Linked DNA regions of Homo sapiens: regions 1 and 2 are each linked to region 3. Evidence: chromatin contacts called from ENCODE Hi-C or POLR2A ChIA-PET data. All regions are on one chromosome and are shown on one strand. The core of a region is the stretch at or near the end of the contact, and the rest is flanking DNA. Distances in the headings are between cores, read along the strand shown.

Region 1 (3,278 bases), core at 644-3,143, 380 kb before region 3:
CTCAATGCTTGACAGAATAAGGAAAAAGCTCCTTTGGATAACACAAAAATATGTTTTGTTTTTTTCCCCTCCTCTATCATTCCTTTCTTCTCTACCTCCACTTATTCTTCCTCTGATATCATCTTTCATTAAATTTTTCTCCAGAATCCAATAGTGAGCAACAGGAAACCTAGCCATTGTGATAGTGGATATGTAGAGAAAAGCCAGTGAAACTATATTTTAATTCATTCTTACACCACAGCCTACATCAATTCTTACCATCCCAACAGTAGATTACATAAACTGAACATCATGCAACTCAAGTTATACGTCTTGTTGATTGGGTCTATTGTAGAATGAAAAATACACTTTCAGACAGAATAAGATGACTTAAAACTTCAATACTTGTATCCAGCAGATTTGAAAGGGCACTTCAAATTTGTTCTTCTTTTTCTCCCCCATCACCCCCATTTCAATTTTTAAGACTGATTTCATGCCTTTATCATTTTGAAGCAAATATGTTTATATATGTCTGACCCCAGGAAATTATTTACCCACAAACACTACTATAACTACTATACTCTGTTGATATGTTTCATTATCAACCTCCCCAAATTAAACATCTGACAAGTCTTTTATATATGTATGCTGAAGAGAAAAAATAAATCACTTTCTTCCACCTTTGAATCTTTAAAAGGGGTTTGTGGTAATGATAAAAAATTTATCTCTTTCCACACATTTAAGACCTCATACTGTGCAAAATCATGGTTATATGAAAGTTATTTTCTGAATAGCTGGATCCATCACCTTCAAGCTAATACTTTAAACAGCATGGTTCATAATAGATATTTTCTAGAAAAATTCACTCTAGGATCATTTTCTTTGTTTATTTCCATCTAATCTGGCTTTGCTGAGAAAATCAGCAAGGATGCTGTAATCTGTGGTGTTAATTTATTAGGTGCACCATGATAACTCAACATTGTTTGAAAAGAATTCAGTCAACACATGTACTAGGTTGGTAGTAAATAGTAAAGAAAGAGAAGGTAATTCACACCAGATGAGGAATGGTGTGAACACTAACCTAAACACCAACCTTATTAAGTAGTTTTGCACTAGAAGAAAGGAAGGAATTAAAGAAGGATAAAGTTGCTTTAAAAATGAGATAAACTATTCATTGATTTCTTGATAAGAGATGTGTTCTGGCCTTCTTTGCTTATGATCTAACTATTCAGCTATCTAACTATGCTTTTATAGCTACAATCAGTTCAAGTAGTAGAATACAAACTCCATGAGGGTAATGTCTATATGCCATTGATTTCTTAAAACTAACTTCCTAATCTCTATTGTTGGTTATGTCAACATTTATCAAATGAACTATTAATAGAGTCTTCATCATCTTTGCCAAGTAATAGGTAATGCTCATTGAAAAGCTGGTACCCTTTGCCTCCTTTTGTGGGGAGATATCTGGAAAATAGCTGAACAAACTCTACATGTGGCGAAACAAAGTGACAGTTGTTATAAAATGTCTACTAAAATTACCTGCTAGCATTACTACGTATAACTGAAGTTTTTGCATATCCGCATAAGAAGAAATCCACATTACAAGGAAAAGTACTTTGATAATTTTAGAGTCAAGACATGAAATAAGGGATTTCTCTAACCCTTAACTCTTCTGCCGGCTTACTTGGTACCTCTGATGAATATTTATTGCTCTAAATGTTTTAGAAACTATCACTCTTTGAAAGTGAACAAACAATGTTTTCTGCTGAAAATTCATCTTTCCCAATCATAAGGGGAAACCAAATATGCAACTTGAAAAAAAAAAAGGAAACAGAATATAGTGACTGAGCACTGAGTGGGATTGAAGAAAATAAATGAGCTTATTTTGGCAGCTGCTTTCATAGCACAATTCCCCAAAAGCAGAACTGAAACTGTAGCTTTAATAAAAAGCTCCAACAATTCTTTTGACTAAGATATACTCATTAATTGCCTCCAAGTGTTCAAGACTGCTTGGATTTGAGGCAAGCAAGACCACTTGCTTAGGTAAATTTTATGAAGCAACAAAACTAATATGGTGAAGAATTTTAACCCAAGGTGTAACTTAGGTTTCCCATGTCTTCAAGAGAGCTGACATTGCATGTTACCATCTAGCTGATGTTACGCTCTGCTTTCTTGCTACTGCCTGCCTCTGCCTCTGTTTGTTTTTTTTTTTTTTTTTTGTCTTACATTTTTTCTTACAGCAATCTTTTGAGAAAAGAATAGAGAATGTTTACCAGGTAGAAAAAACCTGATTCCTTAACAAGACTTCTCAGTCACTTGTTTCTCTTTCCCTTTCACTTTTCCTTTGTGCTTTTGAAAACAAAGGCTAAAGCAGGTGTTATAAATTTATTCATTCCTGTGCTAGAGAGCATGGAACACATCTCTGAAGTCAACTCTTCTTTTGGTGTATCACGAGTTGAATCCTTAATAAATGACTGCCACAAAGAAAATTTCTAACAGCAAATCTTTTTAGGAACTGCTCAGGTTTTGCCTTTGTCTTGACACTTCATTTTAAAATCTTGGTTTCTACTGATGTGTTTTCAAAAAAGCTGACAAGCTCGGTCTGAAATGTAGAAACTGAAAAAAGTGAAAGGAAGAGAACATGCAATATAAGTTAATCATTATCATTTTAAGTGCCACCAGTTCTGTTTATATTAATGCACTTGTGAATTGCTGAATCTCATTTGATCAACCCAATTAAACATTAAATAATTGCAGCCAATTATGCAAATATCAGCAACAATATTAATTTGTTGATCTTTTTGAGCAGATTAGCTTCACATGTTCCTAATGCTAGACCATCTTATGCCTTAAACGATCAATTAGTGTGACAATAACTAAGTCTTGAAGAATGGATAATTGCCTAGTTATAATGTGGCACTCTTGCTGTATTAATCCACTGCAATTAAACAAATAGTGCACAAGGAAAAAAGATGTGCAGATGTTCCTGTTAAATCTATTTAACAAGAAAGCGTCAAGGTCAATTTCCTGTCTTATTACTTAAATGACAATGGTGGATTGTGTTCTCCTTATCAGGAGACCTCCAGTTTTTAAACATCTATCCTTAGTTTTCACTGGGTCTGATGAAAAGGGCTTAAAAATGCTCTTGAGGTTTTATGAAAGAAATGATACAAACATAATGTTCTCTAACTTTCACAATGGACAAGTCTCGCCACAATAAATTTGGAGATGCAAAGTATAAAATGTGTTGATGGCAAATAAATAATTCTCATTTCTCATAGGAATAGAAATTTAGTTAC
Region 2 (3,547 bases), core at 814-3,313, 360 kb before region 3:
TATCAATAGCCATTTTTTTAAAAAACCATCACAATTTTGCTAGCAACAAACATAAAGAAAATTTTACTGTTCTGCATGATCAAATTTCCCAAATCAGTTCACACTTCAGGTAGACCCTTATTTAAAAAAAGAAGAAAGAAGGAAGGAAGGAAAGAAGGAAGGAAGGAAAGAAGGAAGGAAGGAAGGAGAGAGAGAGAAAGAAAGGAAGGAAGGAAGGAAAGAGAAAGAGAAAGAAAGAAAGAAAGAAAAGAAAGAGAGAAAGAAAGAAAGAAAGAAAGAAAGAAAGAAAGAAAGAAAGAAAGAAAAGAGAAAGAAAGAAAGAGAGAGAGGGAGGGAGGGAGGAAGGAACGAAGGAAGGAAGAAAGAAAAAAGAAAGAAAGAAAGAAAAAAGAAAAGAAAAGAAAGAGAGAAGGAAAGAAAGAGAGAGGGAGGGAGGGAGGGAGAAAGGAAGGAAGAAAGAGAAGGAAGGGAGGAAGGGGGGAGGGAAGGAAGGAAAGTTATCTAATCATCTTCAGTTTACCCTTAACCAGTAAAATAATGAGATGGTTTTCCACCAACAAACAGTAAGAGTTATTGCATGGTCTTAAGAGGAATATTCTGAAGTGAAAATTTACCTTAGCAGATGAAAGGTGGTTACTAATTAGAATAATGTAGATAGGGTCTTACTCAGAAAAACTGGTCATTACCAAACCTTCTAAGAATGCTATGGAGGAGGCTATCCCCAAGAAGTGTGCGTGCCTACTCAGGCTGGTCACTGCTTCCACGCTGCCCTTGGAAAGTCTAATTTTTTTTTTTTTTTTTTTTTTTTAGGTTACCCAGGCTGGAGTGCAGTGGCACCATCTCAGCTCACTGCACCCTCTGCCTCCCAGGGTCAAGTGATTCTCCTGCCTCAGCCTCCTGAGTAGCTGGGATTACAGGTACGCGCCACCACGCCTGGCTAATTTTTGTATTTTTAGTAGAGACGGGGTTTCACCATGTTGGTCAGGCTGGTCTCGAACTCCTGAGCTCAGATGATCTGCCCACTTCGGCCTCCCAAAGTGCTGAGATTACAGATGTGAGCCACCGCACCCAGCCTAAGAGTCTATCTTTAGTGATTTTCAAACCTGGTGGAGCATCAGCAACAAGTATGGAGATGCTGCCTTTGCTCTCTGAGATTCAAATGTAATGGGCTTATCAGAGTGAGCTCAAGCACGTGTACGGTTAAAAAAGAAGACATTCAAGAAACAAAACTCCAAAGCTGAGCTACTGCTCTACTGTGAGATGACTGCAGACATCCCTAACTACTGTGAGGTCTAGTAGGACAATTGTTCACAGGCATCATGCATGATCCATCAGCTGCACAAGCTCTCCTTACAGTACCCTCTGGCACTCAGCATCTCCCTTTCCTCCCCACTTCTGACACCCAGGAGTCTGAATCTAGTGAGTCCTGACACTGAGGCCACCACCCTCTCCCTCAATACATGGTGGTTCTAGGCTCGCCCACTCCACTGGGGTTACATCAGACATGCCCAACAATCAAGCTCTATCTGGAATACCAAACTCTATCTTCATCCTTCTATCCTCAAAACTGGGCATTGTGCCTAGCCCAGAGTGTATATAATAAATGTTTTTGAGTAAAAAATAAACGAATAAGTTATCTTTGCTAGGATACAGCAGTATGGCTTTTTTGAATTTTGTTTCTGAAAATCATCTGCTGAAAATTGCTTTCTGGAAAGGAGAAAATTTGTTCTTGGCAATGTTCTTAGGGCTACTCTTTGTCATGTTTAGAAGTGTTGATGATCTCAAAATAAACATGTGTTTTGCAATAGCTAGCCAACTAGATACATAAATGTATGGATCTATTTGTGTGTGTATATATATGTACACACACACACACACTTCCAGTGCCCCCAAACCGGACCTTTCCTAAAGCTTGCTGAGCCCTGAGACTACATGAAGTTAAATGAAAACAGCAGCCCCGCATGTGCAAGTGCTGTTTTGTGAAACATGTTTAACACCCAGAACTGTAACCACTAGCCTGAGGTCAAGGAACAGAACATCTGCTTCTCTGGTTGCCAGACAGAGATGATGACATGACAACATTTGGGTGAGAAATATTCATTTTCCTCTGCAACCACAAACATACTTACAAGAGCCAGAAATCACTCCAGATTGCCCAACATGAGGAAAACAGAACCTACAAATGCAGCTTGTTTTTGACAAAGAAGTCATTTTTAGGAGATGAGGAATTTAGAAGCAATAACAGCAGGATTCATCTGTGACTTCCCAAAGTCAAACACTAATGGAAACCAGGAATGTAGGTCTGCATAAGTGCCCTAAACACCATCAGCACAATTAGCCATTTATTCTACAAATACATATTGAGTGCTGTTTACCGTTTTAAGCTCTATGAATACAGCAGTGAACAAAACTGACATATCTCCCTGCTTACTTTCTAATAGACACAGGTAAACATTTATTGTGTTGATAGTATGTTAGACTACACAGGGGGAAACAAAGAAGGAAAAGCAATGGAGAATGCTGGAATGCTGAGGAGAAATGGGAAATGGAGTTTATGATTTTGATTAAGAGCTCAAGGAAAGCCAGACTGAGAATGGGATTTGTAAGCAAAGATTTGGAGGATGTCAAAGAGCAAGCGGTACAGACATCTGAGGAAGAGTGCTCCAAGTCGAGTCCGTATACACGCCTGACGTGTCCGAGAAGACTCATGATGTGGCCTGAGCAATACCGAGATTCACTGCTGTGGTTGTTTTCCCAAAGTGACTGTGAACTCAACCACAAGGCCTGGGTCTTATTTTTCAGGGTATCTCCAGGGTCCAGGATATGATACAATGCTTTGTTCAAATGGTGAATAGCAAGCGTATGGGTTAAATTACTCATCAACAGAGTGATGATGTGTGATCTTGCCACCATGGGTGCTGTTACTGAAATCAAAACTCCCATGAGTTACAAGCTGAGTGCCACACATAGTGACTGTGCACAGCACTGTGCTTTGAACACACACTATCCACCACCCCATCCACCTTCCTGCACCAGCCATCTCAACCAACAGGAGCAGTGTGTGTGGGCGCTCATGAAAAGACGGCAGGCTATTACCGAAAGAACTCTGTTTATACCTCCTATCGGTAACGTTTGTGAAAATCAGTATTGTGCTGATTTTCAACTCGTTTGTTCATTGTATTTTCTTAAAATCATATGATATAAATCAAAGTTACTTCAGAATTGCATGTCTTTTTTTTTAGCCCAAAGGTTTTTCCTAACATTCTATTTACTTCAAATATATATTCTATTTCCTTTCTCCTTATTCTGAATTTTATTTGTTCTGTTAGATGAACATCCCCAAAGTGAAGGAGTATATTAAAACTAAAGTTATCCCAGGCAACCATAATCTGAATAGTAACTAACAGTCTTAAGGTCTTGTATATTTTGCAAGAGGCAGAAGACAAACTCACTCATTTCTATTCTGACCTTTAAAAGCCATGGTGGAAATGTTTCATGATTATTGTTTGGATAAAGAACAATTTTCCACCAGGACAGTTTCTGGTGT
Region 3 (3,466 bases), core at 616-3,115:
TGCCACAAACCAAGAAACTACTAGAAGCCAGGAAAGGTCTGAACAGATCTCTCCCTAAGGCCCTCAGAGGTATCACAGACCTGCTGACACTTTGATCTTGGACTTCTAGTCTCCAGAACTACGAGACAATAAATTTCTTTTCTTTAACCACTCAGTTTGTGGCAATTCCTTACTTGGCAGACTTAGGAAACTAATACAGTAGATTTGGAGTTGAGTGGGTTCCTGGAATCTGCATTTTTAACAAGTACTCCGGGTGCATTAGAAATAAATGTTCCATGGGCCACACTTTGAGAAACATTGGGAGAAGGATCTAAGAAGAAGAAGAAACTCAGGTAACAAATTGGAAGGTAACAAGTAAGTGCTTACTGTTCCCCCAATTTATTAGCAATTATAAATTGACTTAAGGTCCATTTGCATTCCGCCAGGAATGCTCTCCACTCCCTATTTCTTTTTTTCTCTTTTTTTTTTGAGACGGAGTCTCGCTCTGTCACCCAGGCTGGAGTGCAGTGGCACAATCTCGGCTCACTGCAACCTCCGCCTCCCAGGTTCAAGCGATTCTCTTGCTTCAGCCCCCTGAGTAGCTGGAATTACAGGTGCGCGCCAACACGCCCGGCTAATTTTTGTATTTTTAGTAGAGACTGGGTTTCACCATGTTGACCAGGCTGGTCTCGAACTCCTGACATCGTGATCTGCCCGCCTCGGCCTCCCAAAGTGCTGGGATTACAGGGGTGAGCCACCGCGCCAGGCCTCCACTCCCTATTTCTTCCCACCATATGTGGAAAACTCGTATTTATACTTTAAAACAGGTTGAAAAGCACCACTCTCCTTCCCTTGTTTCCCCTCACTGAAATTTCATCATTTCCAACTGTGTGTTACCCCATTTTAGATGCTTCAATTGTTACAGTTGTAAAGCTGTATTGTAATTAATTTGTTTAATCTGTATCCTATAAGCAGAGTTGTCGTCATGTTCTTCTTGGTATTCTTGGCTTCTAGCCCAGTGCCAAGTACAAAGAATGCACTCCACATTTTTCCCTTAATTAATGAATTAAATAAGTAATTACATTCTCCACTTCCTCTGGTTTTAATTATAGAAAATGTCTTGATGGAAACCACATTTAAGAAAATCAGAGATACTCTCATAGCTACATGTTGGCCTGTCTCCTTGCTGAAAACATGGCAGTTGAGGAGTGCAGAAAAACAAAATGAGAAGCCTTATCATATTTAACTAATGCAGGATGAGAACCTTGAATCACAAAACAATTCATATTCCCACAAAAGACGACATAAAATATTTTTTCAAAGCAGAGTAAATTGCATTAGCTTTTAATTAACTGCTGGAGAAGTACTAAAACATTTCCGCCAAGTTGCAATAAGAAAATTTAGTGGGAACGTCTATCACTACTGAAAGTTACTAGGTTGGGACCAATTTTCAAGCTTAGCAACATTCGAGATCAGGATACCGTGTGACAGCTTTGACCATCTCCCGTTTGCAGAAACTGGTTTGGGACTCCTACCTGTCCGCCTGGTCCAGGTAAGGAAAGCCATTGCTGAGAAGAGGGCCGACCCACCCCAAGGTATGAGTTATTTCCCAAACCGACCCGCTTCGCTGTAAAATATGACTGGCTCTTGATTACATTATTTAACACTGGTGAAGCAGAATCAGTGGTCGCCCCTCCACCTGTCTGCCTCATTTGCCTTGCTCACCATTAAGAGTCAAGCTCCACTGCAGTAGTCCGCAGAGTCGGAGCAGAAATTGTGTGGACAAACGCTCCCGGGTTGCCCGGACGACAGGCCCCGCCCACTTGAGCTCCAGGAAAAGAGCGCAGCCGCGCGGAGGCTCTTCCGGCCGGCGCCCCGCCCCCTTTACTGACAGGTTGCCCACCTCCCCCAACGCCACCCCGCTTCGCAGTAGACGGACAGAGGAGTCGTAGCGGTCGAGGCTTTTGCGGCTCCGGCGTGCCGGAAAGTGCGTGAGTGCCGCCGCCGGGGAGTTTTGTTCCATTTCCCGGATCCTGGGGTCTGGAGGCGAAATATGCTCTGGGCGAGGACCACCGGGTGTGGGAAGAGGGTTCTGAGCGTCTCCTGACGTTGACGGTTTATTTCCTAGAGTGTGTTGGGTCTTTCTGTGAGGGTTTCGAGAAGGAAACAGGCATGCGACTGGTTCATGCAGCGGACACCCGGTGGGAGGCCTGGGCCTCTGCGGTTTAATCCAGCAGGGGGATGGGGCTCATTCCGCAATTTAAAGAGAGAAATAAGTTGGCTCCAGAGGGTTGGTTATTTTAAGATTAATGACCTTCGGATTCTTCTTTCTGCTCTATTGTTTACTTTCTGTGCAGCGTACGCGTCCTTTTTCCTAAGAGCGCCCTAAACAAGAATTGAAAATGAAGCAATTCCTGGCTAAAATATTCCTTAACATGAAGATCGCTGAGGCCCCAAAGACTCATTAGTTTCCCGAGGTCACAGACTAATTTTACTAACCACACAACCTTTAGAATTTCAGTCTCCTCCCACATGAAGAAACGCCGGCACCTTACACCGACAGGAAAACTACAATTAAGTGAGGCTGTTCTCCTCAAGCCCGACTGAGTTCTCTGTAATTGTAGGGCATACCTACACCCTGTTTTAGCATTATGAGACCTGAAATACTTTTAAATTACTGGCACCATTTCTCATCTCTGAATTATAAGTTTATAATGCTCTATCCCTTCCAGTGTTATTGACTACATGCATTATTCATAGATAAGTAGTAGGACTAAGCTAGTCTTTGTGGGTTAAAGTGTTATTATCCCTATTGTAACCTGTAACTATTATAGGTTGTGTAATAGTTATTAGCATTTTACATCCATATCCTGGTAGCAAGATAAAAACATTTTAATAGCGACTTCGTACAGAGTTCTTACTCAGTTTACCATAGCTGTTTGATATGAAAGTTAAGGCTTCCTTTTAAATTAGTTTCAGTAAAACTAATGTTTAATGATAAAACACCTCAGTCAACTCAAGTTAGGATTCATCGGGGTAAGGAGATAGTTCAGTAATCCCAAGTTACCTTAAAATAGTGGGCTTTTAGAGGAAAGGCTTTACTGAAGCTCTCACTGTATCTACCCCATGGGGAACAATGATTAACAACTTTGGCCACCACATAACCCCCAGTAAAATGACAATTTTCCATTAGCCTGGAACTGGAACTGGTTAAGTCCTAACTCCTTAGCCTAGAATGACAGGGGGAAAAAACTATCAATGGGGACTGCAACCGCTGTCTCATCCAGCGCACACATCCAAGTTTTCAGAATAATAGGGGGCTTCTCTTAGTCCTTAACTCTTGGCTCTTTACTTAAAACAGTAACCTCCATGACTTCATGCAGAGTTCAGGAGCAGCCTCAGGGCCCTGCTGAACTCAAAATTGTTTATTCACTACATTGTGAACCCAAGGAGACCTATTTCTCTTAGTGGCTAAAGTAAACCTAAA

Evidence for each region. Hi-C counts contacts between places; a loop is a spot of excess contacts on that map. ChIA-PET counts read pairs that join two places held with the same protein, here RNA polymerase II (POLR2A). Pooled maps may share reads with other maps.
Region 1: a loop to region 3 is called in a pooled map, with 5 times the contacts of the local background. The contact joins the enhancer-like site here to the promoter of ETFRF1 in region 3. A Hi-C loop is called at or near these places in 3 of 50 pooled maps. POLR2A ChIA-PET finds 5 or more read pairs at or near these places in 2 of 52 experiments (MCF 10A and OCI-LY7).
Region 2: a pooled map shows a loop between it and region 3 (5-fold over the local background). The contact joins the enhancer-like site here to the promoter of ETFRF1 in region 3. A Hi-C loop is called at or near these places in 7 of 50 pooled maps. POLR2A ChIA-PET finds 5 or more read pairs at or near these places in 2 of 52 experiments (PC-9 and activated CD4-positive, alpha-beta T cell).

What each region holds. Positions count from the first base shown.
Region 1 is chr12:24,812,623-24,815,900 of GRCh38, forward strand. BCAT1 (branched chain amino acid transaminase 1) reads right to left here. Exons shown (of 11, transcript NM_005504.7): 11 at 1-3,278. Among named protein-coding and RNA genes, the nearest start is that of BCAT1-AS1, 5.6 kb to the right of the region's middle. Within about 2 kb of position 1,894, at least 4 of the 41 ENCODE cell types and tissues checked have a DNase peak (open chromatin) inside an H3K27ac peak, as active enhancers do; they include OCI-LY7, where a contact is called at or near this core.
Region 2 is chr12:24,836,653-24,840,199 of GRCh38, forward strand. All of the region lies in intron 7 of BCAT1 (branched chain amino acid transaminase 1), which reads right to left. Among named protein-coding and RNA genes, the nearest start is that of BCAT1-AS1, 19 kb to the left of the region's middle. RefSeq lists a silencer at 2,960-3,149. Within about 2 kb of position 2,064, at least 7 of the 41 ENCODE cell types and tissues checked have a DNase peak (open chromatin) inside an H3K27ac peak, as active enhancers do.
Region 3 is chr12:25,193,372-25,196,837 of GRCh38, forward strand. It overlaps ETFRF1 (electron transfer flavoprotein regulatory factor 1), which reads left to right and starts at 1,866. Exons shown (of 3, transcript NM_001001660.3): 1 at 1,866-1,966. It overlaps DNAI7 (dynein axonemal intermediate chain 7), which reads right to left and starts at 1,789. Exons shown (of 16, transcript NM_018272.5): 1 at 1,705-1,789. The coding sequence starts at 1,707. RefSeq lists an enhancer at 2,107-2,226.